Regions from separate parts of the Homo sapiens genome. Here region 2 is linked to region 1. A link is an interaction called in ENCODE POLR2A ChIA-PET data of the cell type or tissue named here. Cell type or tissue: endothelial cell of umbilical vein. All regions are shown on one strand. Links, peaks and the distances in the headings refer to the core of each region. The heading gives the core; the rest is flanking DNA. Region 1 overlaps PARVA (parvin alpha). Region 2 has its middle 13 kb from the start of PARVA.

Region 1 (8,338 bases), core at 246-8,245:
TGACTATCTCACTCCGCTCCTAACCCCATTAAATACCCAAATTCAATTTTATTTTCCAACTTTATACCCATTTAGCAAAAGGTCATCCTTTTGTTTGCTTGTTCCTGTTCTTTTCCAAATAAACATGCAGCAAAGGAGAGCTCTCCATCTAAGCAGCTCCCTGGCGATCCAGGCTCTGGAATAGGGAATGATAACAGTGGCTCTGCCATCCCTTGATAAGAAAAAGCCTTGAGGGCTGGTAGACTTTGCCCTGTCAGACCAGGCCAGTTTCCAAGACAAAAGGACTTTGAGTTGAACTTCCAAGGATCAGCTGTCAACAGGAGGAGACAAGGAAATGGTCCTCCTAATCAACTGATCAGTTGTCCCCCAGTGAAAAACTATTTATTCCACACCTCTGGGTACTTAACTCCACTAAGCATTAAGAAGGTATAACAGGAATATGACACCTCGGCCCTGCCTGCTGAGGAGATAGGACTACAAGTAAGAAGCAGAGAGGGCTCATAGGAAATGGGAATGTGTGTGGCTCAGATACCGAGTGCCACTGGCCAAAAGGTCCTAAATGTCCTCGTTATTGAGCTCTTCACTTGTCTCAAACATGGCACTAAGCATTTTATGTCTGCTATGGATATGTGGCCAACTCAGACTACTCTGGTTCAAGCATCTTCCTAGTGAGTCCAGGTCATCTCTGTCATGTTATTTTTACCAATCAATGATGTGTGAATGCAATTCTTTATGTTTTTAAAAACTACAATTAGGGAGGCAGAGATGAATAGGTGGACATCGTCCCCATAGGTGGGAGCACAGAGGATTTTTAGGTACATGTCACTATACATTTGTCAAAATCCATAGAATGGACAGCACCAAGAGTGAACCCTAATGTCAGTTATAGACTTTGGGTGATAGTGACAGTATCAATTATAAGCTCATCGGTTGTTAAAAGTGTATCATTCTGGTGTAGGATATTGAAAGTGGGTGAGGACAAGTATGTGTCAGGGCAGGGAATATATAGGAAATCTCTGGAAATGTCTGTACCTTCCTCTCAATTTTGCTGTGAACCTCAGACTGCTCTGGAAAATATAGTCTGTTTTTTTTTAATCATGGTTCCTGAAACAGTTCATGAAAGAGTACTTTAAAAGTGACCACATATCACTAACATTGAAATTTTTAAAAATTATTTTCATAAGTAAACATACTGCTGTTATATTCATTTATAATAGCTCTCTTATCACTAGAGGAGATAAATACTTTTATGTAAATTGCCCTTCTTTATCTTCTCTTTTGTGACAAATCCAGTCCAGTTCTTTGTGCATGAATTTGTTGAACATCTTAAGACTTTTCTTATCAGCTAGAATAAACAGCCCTCTAACAGAAATAATAAAATCTGCCTGCTGGAATTACTACAGACTGAATGATGACTGAAAATGTGAGCAGGAGAGAGGGGGCTTCTATTTTGAAACAGTGGTCATTGCAAGCCTGTGTCTCCTGCCTTATTTTGAGCTCAATTATAGGCCATCAGAAGCCTGTTGTCAGTTTAATTTCTCCTGTAGGCTGTTTTGTTAGCATGAGGGAGAAAAGAGGACATGTTCCATAAAATGGCATTAATGCACATCAGGTTTTATGGGGTGTTTTTGCTTTATCAAGTTGAACAGGCACAGAAGCAAGACTCAGAATTGGTGGTGAGTCACAGACTGAACCACAGGGAGAACTCTTTAGGGAACAAATAATGGGTGGAGGTGAATCAGGATGCTGTGTGAGGGGTTATTGAACCCAGATTTCTTTTCCATTCTATGCAGAAGCATTTAATTTTGCAGAAAGTTGGAGATGAGGTTTTACGTCTATGAATGGCCATGCAGGACAAGGACACAGATTCCATTAACCCCACATGAAAACACAGCCTGTGTTGAAACTGCATGTGGAAAGAAGTCCTGATTTATCTTCACCTGGTCCTCTTTAAATGATAGATTTTTTTTTTTCTTTTACCTCCTTTTTTGTTTTGATTAGTCCATTCTTAATCTAAGCCAGATAGACTCTTGGTCTTATCCAGTTCTTCCTTTCTTCTGTAAAAGTATTTTGCAAGGACTCTGGGTTCTGTGGAACTTTGGGCAGGAGGCTCGAGAAGGCAGGGCTCAGATGAGCCACCCAAGTTCAGAGGCTCCTTCCTTCTTCACGCTCATCTCAGCCTTGGGGAAGATGCATTTGCTTGGTCAATCGCTTGCTATGTCACAGCATCCTCCAGGTGTCTGGTGCTGGTGGTGGAGGGACGTAGTAGAATGAATCTCCCTCCTCACACCCATCAGAAAGTCTTCCTGCACCCCAACATTACCTCCTTCGTCAGCTCCCATGCCCACACAGTGCTTTTTAAACCCTCCAAACTGGCACTCAGAGCTGCCCCCTGACTGATGGCAGCTGCCCTCCCCTGGATGGCCTCTGGAACACATTTGTGCGTCCTGCCTCTGCCTCTTGGCTGGGGCCATTCCTCCCATTGAAATAACCCCTTCTCAGTGTCCAGCTCCAGGGCCCCCTCCCCTTGGAAGGTTTCTCTGACCATTCTAGCTAAAAGTGCTTGCTCCTGGCCTGCATTCAGCACTTTCTGCCGAGGGTGACCACGTAATCTATTATTCATAACACTTTTGAGATGAAAGGGAATCTTACTAATATGCTGGGACATCAGGGATAAACCAGGACTGTTTTGGGGAAACCATTCTCAGGTGTCTACTTCTTCTATCCCGATTGACTTTAGCTCCTCAAGGGCAGAAACTATATCATATACTCCATAGTATTTGTTCTAACTCCAGCACAGGGCCTTGTACATAGAGGGCACTGATTAATGAAATAAACAAGAAAGAGGATAAGTTGATGGGAGAAGTGTGGACAGATGGATGGATGGATGGATGGACGGACGGACGGACGAGTTTCTAACATGCTTAACCTTTTCTCAGAGAATAAGCTAGTTACCTGAGTGAGGACTTACTACTTATTTAAAAGCTCCCATATTTATCAGTTAAAAAAAAAAAAAAAAAAAAAAACCAAAAAAAAAAACCCTCTGCCTCTTGTCTGAATTCCTAGTTGGCCTCAGTTCCTCCACCCAGCCCCCCAGTTAAATGTGTTTCTCAGCTTCCCTCTGTGGCCCCAGCTGGAGGGCAGACACACCCTGGCCTTCATTTCCATTTGGTTTATTGTGGATTACTCCAGGAGGCAAACAGTTTGCTTCCAGCAGCATGTCTTCCAATAAAGAAAGGAAAGATTCACCATCCAAGAAACAGCCTACTTGTTTGGACTAAACACTAATTGCACTTGCGTCCTAATGGTTCAGTCCAGTCCCTGAAAATCAGGACCTCCTTTCACTTCCAGCATTATCTTATCTTGGGTGCATTTCTTAAACACCAGTAACTTTCTCATTATCAGGAATGCTCATCAGTGTTTCTGTATTTTTCTAAAGCATAGTTTTCTCTTCTCCTCCCAACCCCTTTCCCCACCCCCATTTCAGAAACGAGAAGGAATCCTCCAGTCTCGGCAAATCCAAGAGGAAATAACTGGTAACACAGAGTATGTCAACACCATTGTTGCCAGCGATTCTGTAATGGAACACAGATGTTTCTCTGAAATTCATCCATTTGCTGATATTTAGTTTTCATTTATTGGGATTGCAGGAGGGATTAGACTTCAGCCAATGATTATAGTTTAGCCTTTTCCATGCATTCAAAACATGCCTCTCAATGCTTAAGGTACAAACTTGGGTGGGGAAGTAGGGAGACGGAATTAGCAGTGATTGAAAACTTCTAATTTTGTGCCACTCCAGGAAAAAGTGTGCCCAAAAAAAGCCAACCCAGCATGAAATCGTCATGCCATAAACACTGGGTTGAATTTAAATTGTTAACCTTCAAAAGGACGTTTTTCTTCCTTTTCTGAATCTGATTTGGGCATGTGCCATGACCCAGAAAGCCTCTCTACCTTAGATTTGTCTTTTGGTTTGGGGTGGTTTTTTTTTTTTTTTTTTCATTTATTTTTAGAAATTGGGATATCAGAACCTATCAAAATTTTGCCATGGGGAACAGGAGTTTTCTCCTCAAGCAGAAAAAAAATTCATAGTGTGGGGTGAGTTTGTGATCCCGAGAACTGCACCCTGGCCCCATGCAAAGTCAGGCAGTTAGCTTTCAGCATTCCCTGCTCCCCAGACTTTTCTCTGAGTCCCCCTTGAACAAGAGCAGCATAGTGCAAAGAGCAGAGGCTGCTAAGCCAACCCAACTTGAGTTCAAATACAGGCTCTGCCACTTACTCACCAGGTGAGTCCCTTAACCTCTCTGACCTCAGTTGCCCCACCCAGAGAGGTAGGAAAGATTTACTGTGGTCACAGCTGTGACTTCGTTCCCTTGCCCTCTGTAGCTGCTGTTCCATCTTTTCTCCAGCACAGCTGACCCGTACCTGCCAAGCCCATCCAGTCTCTAGGAGGTTCCTGCCCTCTGCCCAGCCATGACTGACAGGAGTCTGGGGCACTGCCCGTCTAGATCACATTGTGTACATGGCTTAACAAGGACTAAGGGGCGTGGGCATTCCAGGCCGAGACTAGGGGCCAGAGATGTAAAGTGGCCTTTCCCAAGATGCCCTGTTTATGGCCTATAGAGACCCCATCAAGCAGCCTCTGTATCACCTCAGAGGCCAGTCTTGGTAGCTGAAGGGTCAACTGATCTATAGGGCACACCTTGGCCTTGGTTCTGTGAGGGATGGGAGGAGCCAGGCCTGTTGGGAAAGGAGAATTCCTCACTGTCCCACCGCCCACCACCCCTCCCCTATGCTGGGCTTGCCTGTGCCCACTATTTCACCTCTGGGAAAGAAGACGACAGAGCAGAGAGGAGCATGGCCTGGGAGAAACTCCCAAACCAGGGAGTGTGAAGTTTCAGATTATTGAACAATCTCTCGGATGCATGTTATGCTTTCTATGGTCCCTCTCTCTGCCACAAAGACATAAACATGGATGCAATGTCCTAATAATGACAACACAGTACAATTTATGGGACACTTTCCTATCTATTGATATTGATAGTAAACACATGAAGCCATGATTACACCCCCTAAAACCCCACAGCCCAAGGGTGAGGAAGGAGACTGTGCCCTTGGTTTATCCAGCACTTAACTCCAAGTTCATTATTCTTTCCAGTGCACTACTTGCAAGTGCTCACTTAGTGGGTGACAGGTGTGCTGATGGATAAACCAATATAATAATCATTATGAGAACCAAAAGTGTATTTGGAAAAAAGTGTTTTGAGCATTTACTACATACTAGGAATTATGCTAAAATATTTCTAGATATTAAATCATTTAATAATCACAACATCTGATTTAAGTATTTACCATAATTATCTTCATTTTAGAGATGAGAGACCTGGTGCCCAGAAAGGTTCATTAGCTTGCCCAAAGTCACTGTATGAGTTTTTTTTCCACACTTCTGATAAAGACATACCCAAAACTGGGAATGAAAAATGGTGAAAAATGGTTTAACTGGACTTACAGTTCCACATGGCCGGGGAGGCCTCAGAATCATGGCAGGAGGCAAAAGGCTCTTCTTACATGGTGGTGGCAGAGAAAATGAGGAAGAAGCAAAAGAGGAAATCCTGATAAACCCATGGGATCTCATGAGAATTATTCATTATCATGAGAATAGTATGGGAAAGACCAGTCCCCATGATTCAATTACCTCCCCCTGGGTCCCTCCCACAACACGTAGGAATTCTGGGAGATACAGTTCAAGTTGAGATTTGGGGAGGGACACAGCCAAACCATATCAGTCACACAGCAAAAAAATCACTCAGTGCAATTTAAACCTCAATGATGTGTCTTTAAAGCTTGTGCTCTTGATACTATGCTGCTTCTCTGCTATGAGTGTGGTTCCAGTTCCTGCACTCTTTGAGAAAACCTACCCTGGGTCAATGGCAGGTACATCTTGGTGGGTACTACAGGGTGGACAGGAGAGAGACAAAGCTGACCTGCCCACAGCAACCTAGGCAGTAAAATTCTGCATTGAGGGGTTGCTTGAGCTCACTCGTAAGAATTCTAAGATTTTCTGGTTGGAAATCTTCAGCCCCTGAGTCCAATATTCTTTAACTGCAGGCAATAATATGACTTTATTTAAGGCAAAAAGTGATCCTTTAGGCATCACTATGCCAGGCTTTGCATTACACCACTATATGGGTGTAACTGGGGGGAAAATGGGTGGTAATGTGGTAAAGTCTCAATAATTGGAGGCCGTGCAGAATAAAATGCCAATGGAAGGAGGCTTTTTGAGCTCCTCAACCAAGGGCAGGTGGGTGGCAGGCAGCATGGGGTGGGCTTCCAGCAGTGATGGAGTGTCCTTTCAGAGGACTGGCCTCTTATAAGGGACAAGAGAAGAGTCACACTATTTTCTTTCTCTTTTTCCTCCAGGGCTCTTTCCGGGAGGCATGGTAAGTCACATAAGATTGTCCTCTGGCACTGGTGGCTGCACTGGGGCTTTAGTTAATTCCGCAGCAGCTGGGAGGAACAGGCTCTCAGCTTGTCACCTGGATATACGTCTTCACCAGCCTGGGTGACATGGCCAATTGGGTTGGGAGGGACAGCTTACTGGCGGGAAGAAGACTACCTACACCTGCACAGTTGTCTTGAAAGTTATCAGGCCATCATTGACCTTGCCATTTACAAAGCACTTTTGTAGCTATTGATGTTCACAGTAAACACATGAAGCCACGATTACACCCCCTGGGACCCCACAGCCCAAGGGTGAAGGAGGAGATTATGATCTTGGTTTATCCAGCACTTAACTCCGAGTTTATTATTCTTGCCAGTGCACTACTTGCAAGTGCTTATTTAGTGGGTGATAGGTGTGCAGATGGATAAACAACAATCAAAAAGAACCAAAAGTGTCCTCAGAAAAAAACGTTTTGAGCATTTACTATGTCCTAGGAAGTATGCTAAAATATTTCTAGGTATTAAATCATCTAATGCTCATAACATCCCACTGAAATATTTACTGTAATTATCCTCATTTTAGAGATGAGAGACCTGTAGCCCAGAAAGATTCATTAGCTTGCCCGAGGTGTCTGGATGGGTCCTGGGCATTTTCAGGGCAGTTCTGCTCTAATTGTCTCGTGGAAATAAAGGAAGACATGCATGAACACAAGGACTGTCCCCTGTCCCCACTCTGTCCTTCTAGAGACTGTCTTCTCTTTCTTCCCTCATCACAGCTCTTATCTCTTCCATTTATCACGACTGGGTTTGTTTGTTTATGAAGTCCATGAATGTTAGGGATCACCATCCCCTTCCTGGTAGTCTCAGATTTACCCACTGGTGCCAGAGTTGGAAAAGGCAGGCCTCAGGGCCTCGCACCCTCCCAGCCCCAGGTTCACCTTGGAGACCCTTCTCCTTTCCTGAGTCAGATCCCTTCCACTGTGTCACCTCTCAGTTCTGAGAACACGGAGGCTGCAGCAAGGAGAATCCCTGCAGGGAGCATGGCTTTGCTATTTTCTATGATCCTGATATTTACTGTGGGTAATATTTTGAAATATTTCAATCATGCTAAAAATTATTCACTTCAGGAGAACATGTCAGAGTTTACAGAGCACGCACATGCTTGTTCTCACACTTCATCCTCATGACAAACCTGAGGGAGGGTTATTTTTAAAATGACATTTTATAGAAGAGGAAACTAAGGCACAAAGAGTTGAAGTGGCCTAGATCACTTAAGAGGAAGAGCTCATATCCCATCCTGGAGCTCCCTGGCTCCCAGCCCTCTTCTCTGTGCCCTCTGCCAGCTTGTTTGTCATGGGTCTCCTGTTTTTGAAAATTGGGGGGTGAAATTATTTAATATTTGGATAACATTCTCCCTCTACAGAGGTTCAGAAACACCTGAACAATAGCTACGTTAGGATATAATGGAATACAATGAAGGGAAATGACTAATCCCGGGTCACACTACCTAAAAGAGCCCTGAGCCTGCCCCAATCCAATAATGTACACATGCACGGACACAGACACAGGCTCCCAGGGTGAGAATCACCCCAAATCTTAGCCCCAAATCACATTCCAGAGTTCCCGGCACAGTCTATACCCCAGAGGCTTCCCATCGGTAGTTGACCTTGTGACCTTGAGAGGCGCGTGGCTCTGGGACCCAAGGTGGGCTTCCCTGCCAGGGATCAGCTCTTGTGCTCCACATTGTGTTTCCCTCTTTTTCAGAACGTGATGCCTTTGACACCTTGTTCGACCATGCCCCAGACAAGCTGAATGTGGTGAAAAAGGTGGGAAAGGGGTGCCTGGGATGGACAGAGGGAAGCGAGATGCAACAGAACATTGGGAAAACCCATCCCTGCAG
Region 2 (8,338 bases), core at 11-8,010, 150 kb before region 1:
TCACAAGCCAGAAATTAGATGTATAACTGGATTTCCTCTGAGTCAGCCAATGCTTTGGGTTACATTTAAGCACAATCTTTCTATGTTATAGCAAGTTCCAAAGGTTGCAGTTCTTTTTCCTTTTCTTTCCTTCCTTCCTTTTTTTTTTTAAAAAAAAAATAAGAATCAGGTCTTCCAGGGCCTGAATTCTATTATTAGGCAATATGAGGAGGCACCTACCTACCTGCCTACCTATGAAAACTGTACCACTTCTGGATATTTATCTATTTTTATTTATTTGTGTATTGGTGAGAATTGATAATATCATTTCCTCATAATTCAGGTTTTCAGGTGTTATAATTTGGAGAAGACCTATTAGCACTAAGAAATTGGTACATAAGCTATTTAATATACAAATAACCCAGATGTTTGGGGCAGTGAGTTGTATAGTATTAAAGATTTCAGCTATCAGGCATTTAGAGGTAAGATTATGGATGCACAAGAATATCAACTCATTATAAGAAAAAGATTTATAACTTCAGTTTTCATTCTAGAATATGCAGCAATATTCAGGCCCCAGTCTTTTCTGTCAGTTGCATAAAAGTGCATCCTTTGATGCCTGCATACACTTAACAGATGATGTTCAAGCGTGTCATGTTTGAGTTGTTATTGTGCAAAAGAATTAATTGCCACTTATTTTAATTTGTTATATTTCCATCCTAAAGGATGAATCTCCCAAGAGGGCCAAGAGAGAAGGTGGTTTGGCCCCTAGTATTCTGTTAATAGATGAGAGAAGCAATTTGTTCACTTGCTTTCACAGGCTGTGCTCTGTGGTTTATGGCTCAGTTTTATCTGGCCAAGTTAAAACGTAAACTTCATCCTTAACAGTTTTCTATATACACTGGCCTTTCTGTTTCACTAGTACATAAAAACCATTTCAACATTTCCAATGGACACAAATATTGTGTCTGTTGAACTATCTAAAATGATTCCATTCCTTATTTACAAGAGAGAGCATTCTAAGACTCTCAAAATGTAAAATACTATACATTTTGAAGACAGTTTCTTTGTATGCAATATGAGTAGGATTATGATGAAAACACACAGAGTCTGCAGTGCCCCATAAAAGGGCACTAGTGAATGTGATCAAGGCCAAACTATATAGGACTCTGAATGGGACAGAAAGCCCAGCCTCAGGTCATATTTCACAGTCAGTCTCACACAGCTTCTAAGTTAAATCAAAGTGTTTATGATAGTTATAAGGTCAGAATTGTACCTAAGTTGGGCCAAGAGGACATTTCTTAAGCTTGCTCTCCCAAACCATTGATTTATTGGTCTATTTATTTAACATCCTCTGAATGCCCATGGGGTTCTGCAGCCCTGTGCCAGATGCTGAGATACAGAAAGAATATTAGTCCTTAACTCCACCTCCAAATAAATACAAAGATCAAGAAATAGGTACCATCCCCAAATACAAAGATGAAAAGCTATTTTTATTATAAGCATCAACCTATTCTACTCACGTTTATCTCAAGCATAAAGAATATCCCCCACTATCACAGGGCTTCTTGGGCAGTAAAAATAAGTTTGTATTTCTAAAACTGTGAAAAATCATCTCAGGTTGTACTGTTCATTTAAACCTTGACTTTGGCAGTGTTAGGCTGCTTGGAATCAATCAATGCCAAGATGCACCATGTTAATTGCAACCGAGAAAGGAAGTGGCAGGTGTTTCCAACCCTGATGAGCTGCAATGAAATTGATGTTTTCTGCATTCTGGAGGCAAATGACAATTCAGCAGTGTCTCTCTTCCCAGGAAGCAGATTTACAGGCTTTTCCTTCCAAACTGAAAATGGCAGCATGCCCCACCCAGGTGGCTGATCAGAGAACTACCTCAGCAGGGCAGAGGTGGCAGGGGGCAGCCGGGGCCGCCACATGAACAGAGAGGGGCAGTCATTGGATGTGGTGAGCTCAAATGTAGGAGTTTATTGTAATAAGAAAGTTCACATACAGGGGAAAGTGTACGATTTCATCTACTGTTTATCTTCTAACCTCACTGCTGAGTAGCTTGTAAAAGATTAATTTGCTCCAACAATTGGGAACTATTCATGTGGATGGAAATGTGTTATTTGTGCACTGCTATAGATACTGAAATGAACCAAAAATAAATGGTTTTGTGTCTCAGGAATCAAAACATTTTCATGTGGGCTTGGTCTGGCACCTCTGAGGGCAGCATCCATTTCATTTATTTGTTCTCAGTGAAAGAGCCTGGGCAAGGCTTTGATTTTGTGTGGGAGTCTGTTAATTAACCTGGGAGATTTTATTACCATGGGGCATCTAGAAGGACTTACCTGACCAGCAAATTGGATTTGAATGGGAGGAGAAGCGAAGAAGGCTCACCTCAGGTGTATTCCTTCAACAAAGAAAGCTGTTTTCAAGGCTGGGGAAGGGGAGGGATGAGGCTTATGGTAGTCCCAGCCCCTCCCTTTCTCTCACCTTTCTCTCACCTGGTTTTGTATTTAATTCGCTCAACAGGAACGTTTCCTTCTGCGCAGATCTAGCCTCTTCCTTCAAGTCACATTCTTTTAGTTTGTTCTTATTACCTCTTTTCTTAACCCCAGCACATGCATATTCTTAAACTATGAGTGCAGGGTACACCAGAATTGCCACATCACAGTAATCAACCCATGAGTCCCAGGAGCTCCCATCATTCCACACGAAGGTGCCCCATTTGTTTGAAAGCTTTTGTCTGCTGATCAAATATTTGAAAGGATTTATTTTTCCATTGAGCATCAACAACAAATATACATAACTGCAGATGAGAGCTCCTGTTTTACCAGCACTAATGTGGGGAGTGAAGAGCTCCAAGCAACAGCCACCTCTGATGGCACTTTGCAAGTTTTTCCTTGGGGCTCAGCTGACATCCTCATACTCACAGAGCTGCAGACTCTCAGCCATTGCTGCAACTCACCGTCTCTGAGCCTTCAGGGCACACTTTCTAATTTCATGCTCACTCCCTCTCCCAGTTCACTTAGAAATAAAAGAAAGCAAAACCAAACATCACAGCACCCTTCCCCCAGCCCCTCTGACCCTGATAATGGTAACAGCTACTGTGAACTCAGCTCTTCTCACCTACCAGGTGAACTAGGCCAGGAAACTCACTCCCCAGAACTCTGTCACCTCTCTGATTTCATCTGACTCACTAGAGTGCTCGTGGAATCTCTTTGGGGACCATCTCTTTGGACTGCCCTCTGCTGACCAGATGTCCAGCCCCTTGCACAGCTCTTTGGCCAATACTCCTTCAAGTATACCCTTTAGTGTTTCCAGCAGACAACATCTGGCCTTGGTGATTTGGTTCCATTTCATTGTTAGACATAATACTTCTAACCTTCCTCCCTAAGAGGAAACATCCAACGTATGAATAGCTATAATATCTCCCCCCAAGAAAGATGGAAGCGGGGTCTCTCACTCCTCCAGATCACACTGACCTAGGAAAGAATTGGGGAGAGGAAAATCAAGACCATGGGTATAATCTCAGTGGCCTGGGACATGGACCACACACCAGTACAATCACTGGGGCCCCAGGTATTCCCCCTTGCCTGGCTGAGTCTGCATTGGCTCACACCTGCTGCTTTCTGCCCTTAAAAGCATTGCTGTGCTCTTGTTTACCTGTGTGTTATTCATTCCTCTGTTTGATTACCCAAGGAGGAACTACTGATTTTAGGGCTTCACTTCTGCAGCTGGCCCTCAGCTATCATGCTGAGGTGAGAAAATCTCTCCACCACTGTCTGTAGTTCATTATTACCCCTGAAGGGTAGGTGAGCAGGTCATCTGTCTCAAAGAACTTTGGACTCATTCCCCCATGGCTGAATCAGAGGCGATTTGAGTGGCATCATCCTGTGTGGTCCTCAAAAACAGCCCTGCCCTCAGTCTACCATGTTACCAACTAAGGCTGAGGTTGTCCAACTTCCTCCTGTCCTGTGACTTCCCTGCCCACCAAGAGAATTCCTATTCTCCCACTCCATCCCTGCCACCTGGACAGCCTTCACCCAGACAGGTAGAATTCCTGGAGGACATGCTCACCGGCAGGCTGACCTTCAAAGGCCACCACTAATATTCCAGAGTTCCCAAGGGGGACATGCAATGAGGCTTGTCCCTTAAGACCCCCACTCCACAGACATTTCATTTCTCACGCATTCCTTTCATCCTAAGAGCACATCTTGCTTGCAGTGATCAAAGAGATCCTCAAGAGGCTCTGGCTGGCTTCTCTCTTCCCCCTCCTGCTTTGCTGCAGTCAAATAACTCTGACTATTGGTTGGGATCCAGAGCTTTTGTAAAACCCTCATCTTGATCTGCAGGGGATGCCATTTTGTCCCTTAGATGGTATGTGGTTCATGTCCCAGGCCACTGAGATGACACCAAGTTCTTGATTTTCCTCTCCCCAATGCTTTCCGAGGTCAGTGTGATCTGGAAGAGTGAGAGTCTCCTAGGGCTGCTGTTACAAAGTACAGCAGGTTTAAAACAGCAGAAATTTATTATCTCCCAGTCCTGGAGGCTAGAAATCCAAAGTTAAGGTGTCTGCTGAGCCATGTTCCCTCTGAGACTCTAGGGGAGGATTCTTTGTCGCCTCCTCCACCTTCTGGAAGTCCCAGGCATCCCTTGGCATGTGGCTGCATCACTCCAATGGCCATCTTCTTCCTGTATCTTTGCATCACATTCCCTCTGTGCATATCTGTGTCCAAATTTTCTTCTTCCCATAAAGATACAAGTCTCATTGGATTAGGTGCCCACCATATTCCAGTATGACCTAAATACAATTTTTAGCAACTAATTACATTGGCAATGACCCTACTTCCAGGATCCCATTCTGAAGTACTGGGTGTTACACCTTCAACGTATCTTTTTTAGGGGACAAAATTCAACCCATAACAGATGGCCTTCACATTTAGGAAGAATATCTTTTCCTAGTGAAAGCCACTTTGGGCTTGAATTTTGCCTTAATTTGCTTTGATATGATTGGTTTACCTCTATCCTGGGTTTTTAAGCTATTCAATAAAAAGCAACCCAGTAAAATAAATAGATAACAGAATACAAAAGAAAAGCTTCCTTCTATATGACAGATACAGATCACATGTAATTTATGAAATCTGAATGGAGCACCTAGACTCCAATTTTCGTTCCATTATCTTGGTACTTATAGTTACTATTTTATTATTCCTTTAATGGTTACCCTAGAGATTACAACATGATCCTTGATTTATCAGAGTCCAATAGAACTTGCTACTTTTACTTCTTCCCAGACAATGCCTGGATCTTAAAACACTTAACTCCATTTATTCACTTCCCGATTTGAATGCTTCTGCTTTTGTGTATTTTATTTTGATTTAGTTTTTAAATCCTGTATTATTTATGTTGTTGTGTATAGCGAATAGGCTTTTATGCTTACCCATATACTTACCCTCACTTGGGATGATTTTCCTTCTGCCATTCACTTCAGTATTTCCTCTTGTTTGGATCAACTATTAATAATTTTTCTCATGGTGGATAAGCTTTTTGATGTGCTGCTGGATTCGGTTTGCTAATATTAGTCTCTCAATTATTGGCTACATGTGATCTCTAGCCCATAATTTAAATTCTGGGTTTTGAATTACTTGTCCATAAAATGGTGGTGATGATAATATCATGTATGAGTCTCAAATGACATACTAATAGCTTGGCCGGGCCCAGTGGCTCATGCTGGTAATCCCAGCATTTTGGGAGGCCAAGGCAGGCAGATAACGAAGTCAGGAGTTTGAGACCAGCCTGACCAACATGGTGAAACCCTGTCTCTACTAAAAATACAAAAATTAGCCAGACTTGGTGGCATGCGCCTGTAATCCCAGCTACTCAGGAGGCTGAAGCAGGAGAATTGCTTGAACCCAGGAGGCAGAGTTTGCAGTGAGCCAAGATCATGCCACTGCACTCCAGCCTGGGCAACAGAGTGAGACTCAGTCTAAAAAAAAAAAAAGAAAAAAGGGCGCTTTTAAGATGGCCAAATAAGAACAGCTCCGGTTTGCAGCTCCTAGCGAGATCGATACAGAAGACAGGTGATTCTTGCATTTCAAACTGAGGTATCTGGTTCCTCTCATTGGGACTGGTTGGACAGTGGATGCAGCCCATGGAGGGCGAGCTGAAGCAGGGCAGGGCATCGCCTCACCCAGGAAGTGCAAGGGGTCAGGGGACTTCCCTTTCCTAGCCAAGGGAAGCCATGGCAGACTGTACCTGGAGAAACTGTACACTCCTGACCAAATACTGCGCTTTCTCCACAGTCTTAGCAACTGGCAGACCAGGAGATACCCTCCCATGCCTGGCTTAGTGGGTCCCACGCCCACGGAGCCTTGCTCACTGCTAGCACAGCAGTCTGAGATCGACCTGCGATGCTGCAGATTGGCGGGGGGAGGGGCGACTGCCACTGCTGAGGCTTGAGTAGCTCACAGTGTAAACAAAGAGGCCAGGAAGCACGAATTGGGTGGAGCCCACTGCGGCTCAGCAAGGCCTACTGCCTCTGTAGATTCCACCTCTGGGGCAGGGCATAATAGAACAAAAGGCAGCAGACAGCTTCTGCAGACTTAAACATCCCAGTCTGACAGTTCTGAAGAGGGCAGTGGTTCTCTCAGCATGGTGTTCGAGTTTCGAGAACGGACAGACTGCCTCCTCAAGTGGGTTCCTGACCCCCGTGTAGCCTGACTGGGAAACATCTCCCAGTAGGGGCCAACAGACACCTCAATCAGGCGGGTGCCCCTCTGGGATGAAGCTTCCAGAGGAAGGATCAGGTAGCAATACTTGCTGTTCTGCAGCTTCCGCTGGTGATACCCAGGCGAACAGCATCTGGAGTGGACCTCCAGCAAACTCCAACAGACCTGCAGCTGAGGGGTCTGACTGTTAGAAAACTAACAAACAGAAAGGAATAGCATCAATATCAACAAAAAGGACATCCACACCAAAACCCCATCTGTAGGTCACCAACATCAAAGATCAAAAACCACAAAGATGGGGAGAAGCCAGAGCAGAAAAGCTGAGAATTCCAAAAAACAGAGTGCCTCTTCTCCTCCAAATGATCACAGCTCCTCGCCAGCAGCAGAACAAAACTGGACAGAGAATGAGTTTGATGAGTTGACAGAAGTAGGCCTCAGAAGGTCGGTAATAACAAACTTCTCCGAGCTAAAGGAGCATATTCCAAACCATCGCAAGGAAGCTAAAAACCTTGAAAAAAGGTTAGACAAATGACTAACTAGAGTAAACAGTGTAGAGAAGACCTTAAATGACCTGATGGAGCTGAAAACCATGGCACAAGAACTTCATGATGCCTGCACAAGCTTCGATAGCCAATTCGATTAAGTGGAAGAAAGGATATCGGTGATTGAAGATCAAATTAATGAAATAAAGCAAAAAGACAAGATTAGAGAGAAAAGAGTGAAAAGAAACAAACAAAGCCTCCAAGAAATATGGGAATATTTGAATAGACCAAATATACGTTTGATTGGTGTACCAGAAAGTGATGGGGAGAATGGAACCAAGTTAGAAAACATTCTTCAGGATATTATCCAGGAGAACTTCCCTAACCTAGCAAGGCAGGCCAACATTCAAATTCAGGAAATGCAGAGAATACCACAAAGATACTCCTCGAGAAGAGCAACCCCAAGACACATAATTGTCAGATTCACCAAGGTTGAATTGAAGGAAAAAATGTTAAGGGCAGCCAGAGAGAAAGGTCAGGTTACCCACAAAGGGAGGCCAATCAGACTAACAGCAGATCTCTCGGCAGGAACACTACAAGCCAGAAGAGAGTAGGGGCCAATATTCAACATTCTTAAAGAAAAGAATTTTCAACCCAGAATCTCATATCCAGCCAAACTAAGCTTCATAAGTGAAGGAGAAATAAAACCCTTTACAGACAAGCAAATGCTGAGAGATTTTTGTCACCACCAAGCCTGCCTTATAAGAGCTCCTGAAGGAAGCACTAAACATGCAAAGAAACAATCGGTACCAGCCACTGCAAAAACATCCCAAATGGTAAAGACCATTGACACTACAAAGAAACTGCATCAATTAATGGGCAAAATAACCAGCTAACATCATAATTACAAGATCAAATTCAAATATAACAATATTAATCTTACATGTAAGTGGGCTAACTGCCTCAATTAAAAGACAGACTGGCAAATTGGATAAAGAGTCAAGACCCATCAATGTGCTGTATTCAGGAGACCCATCTCGTGTGCAAAGACTCACATAGACTCAAAATAAAGGGATGGAGGAAGATCTACCAAGCAAATGGAAAGCAAAAAAACAAAACAAAACAAAACAAAAAGCAGGGGTTGCA

The links. Peaks named below come from ENCODE experiments on the same cell type or tissue, not always from the same donor. Only the 100,000 strongest peaks of a DNase experiment are listed, where the experiment ranks them.
Region 2: POLR2A ChIA-PET joins it to region 1 with 5 read pairs; 3 of 35 experiments call an interaction of 5 or more read pairs at or near these places.

What each region holds. Positions count from the first base shown.
Region 1 is chr11:12,505,097-12,513,434 of GRCh38, forward strand. It overlaps PARVA (parvin alpha), which reads left to right. Exons shown (of 13, transcript NM_018222.5): 7 at 3,488-3,546; 8 at 6,418-6,437; 9 at 8,203-8,264. Among named protein-coding and RNA genes, the nearest start is that of PARVA, 130 kb to the left of the region's middle. In endothelial cell of umbilical vein, for the core only: no CTCF peak of the experiment used is centred there; a DNase peak (open chromatin) is centred at 3,525; H3K27ac peaks cover 262 bases.
Region 2 is chr11:12,359,971-12,368,308 of GRCh38, forward strand. It overlaps a transcript of MICAL2 not described here. Among named protein-coding and RNA genes, the nearest start is that of PARVA, 13 kb to the right of the region's middle. RefSeq lists enhancers at 6,236-6,808, 6,272-6,566. In endothelial cell of umbilical vein, for the core only: no CTCF peak of the experiment used is centred there; no DNase peak of the experiment used is centred there; H3K27me3 peaks cover 1,382 bases.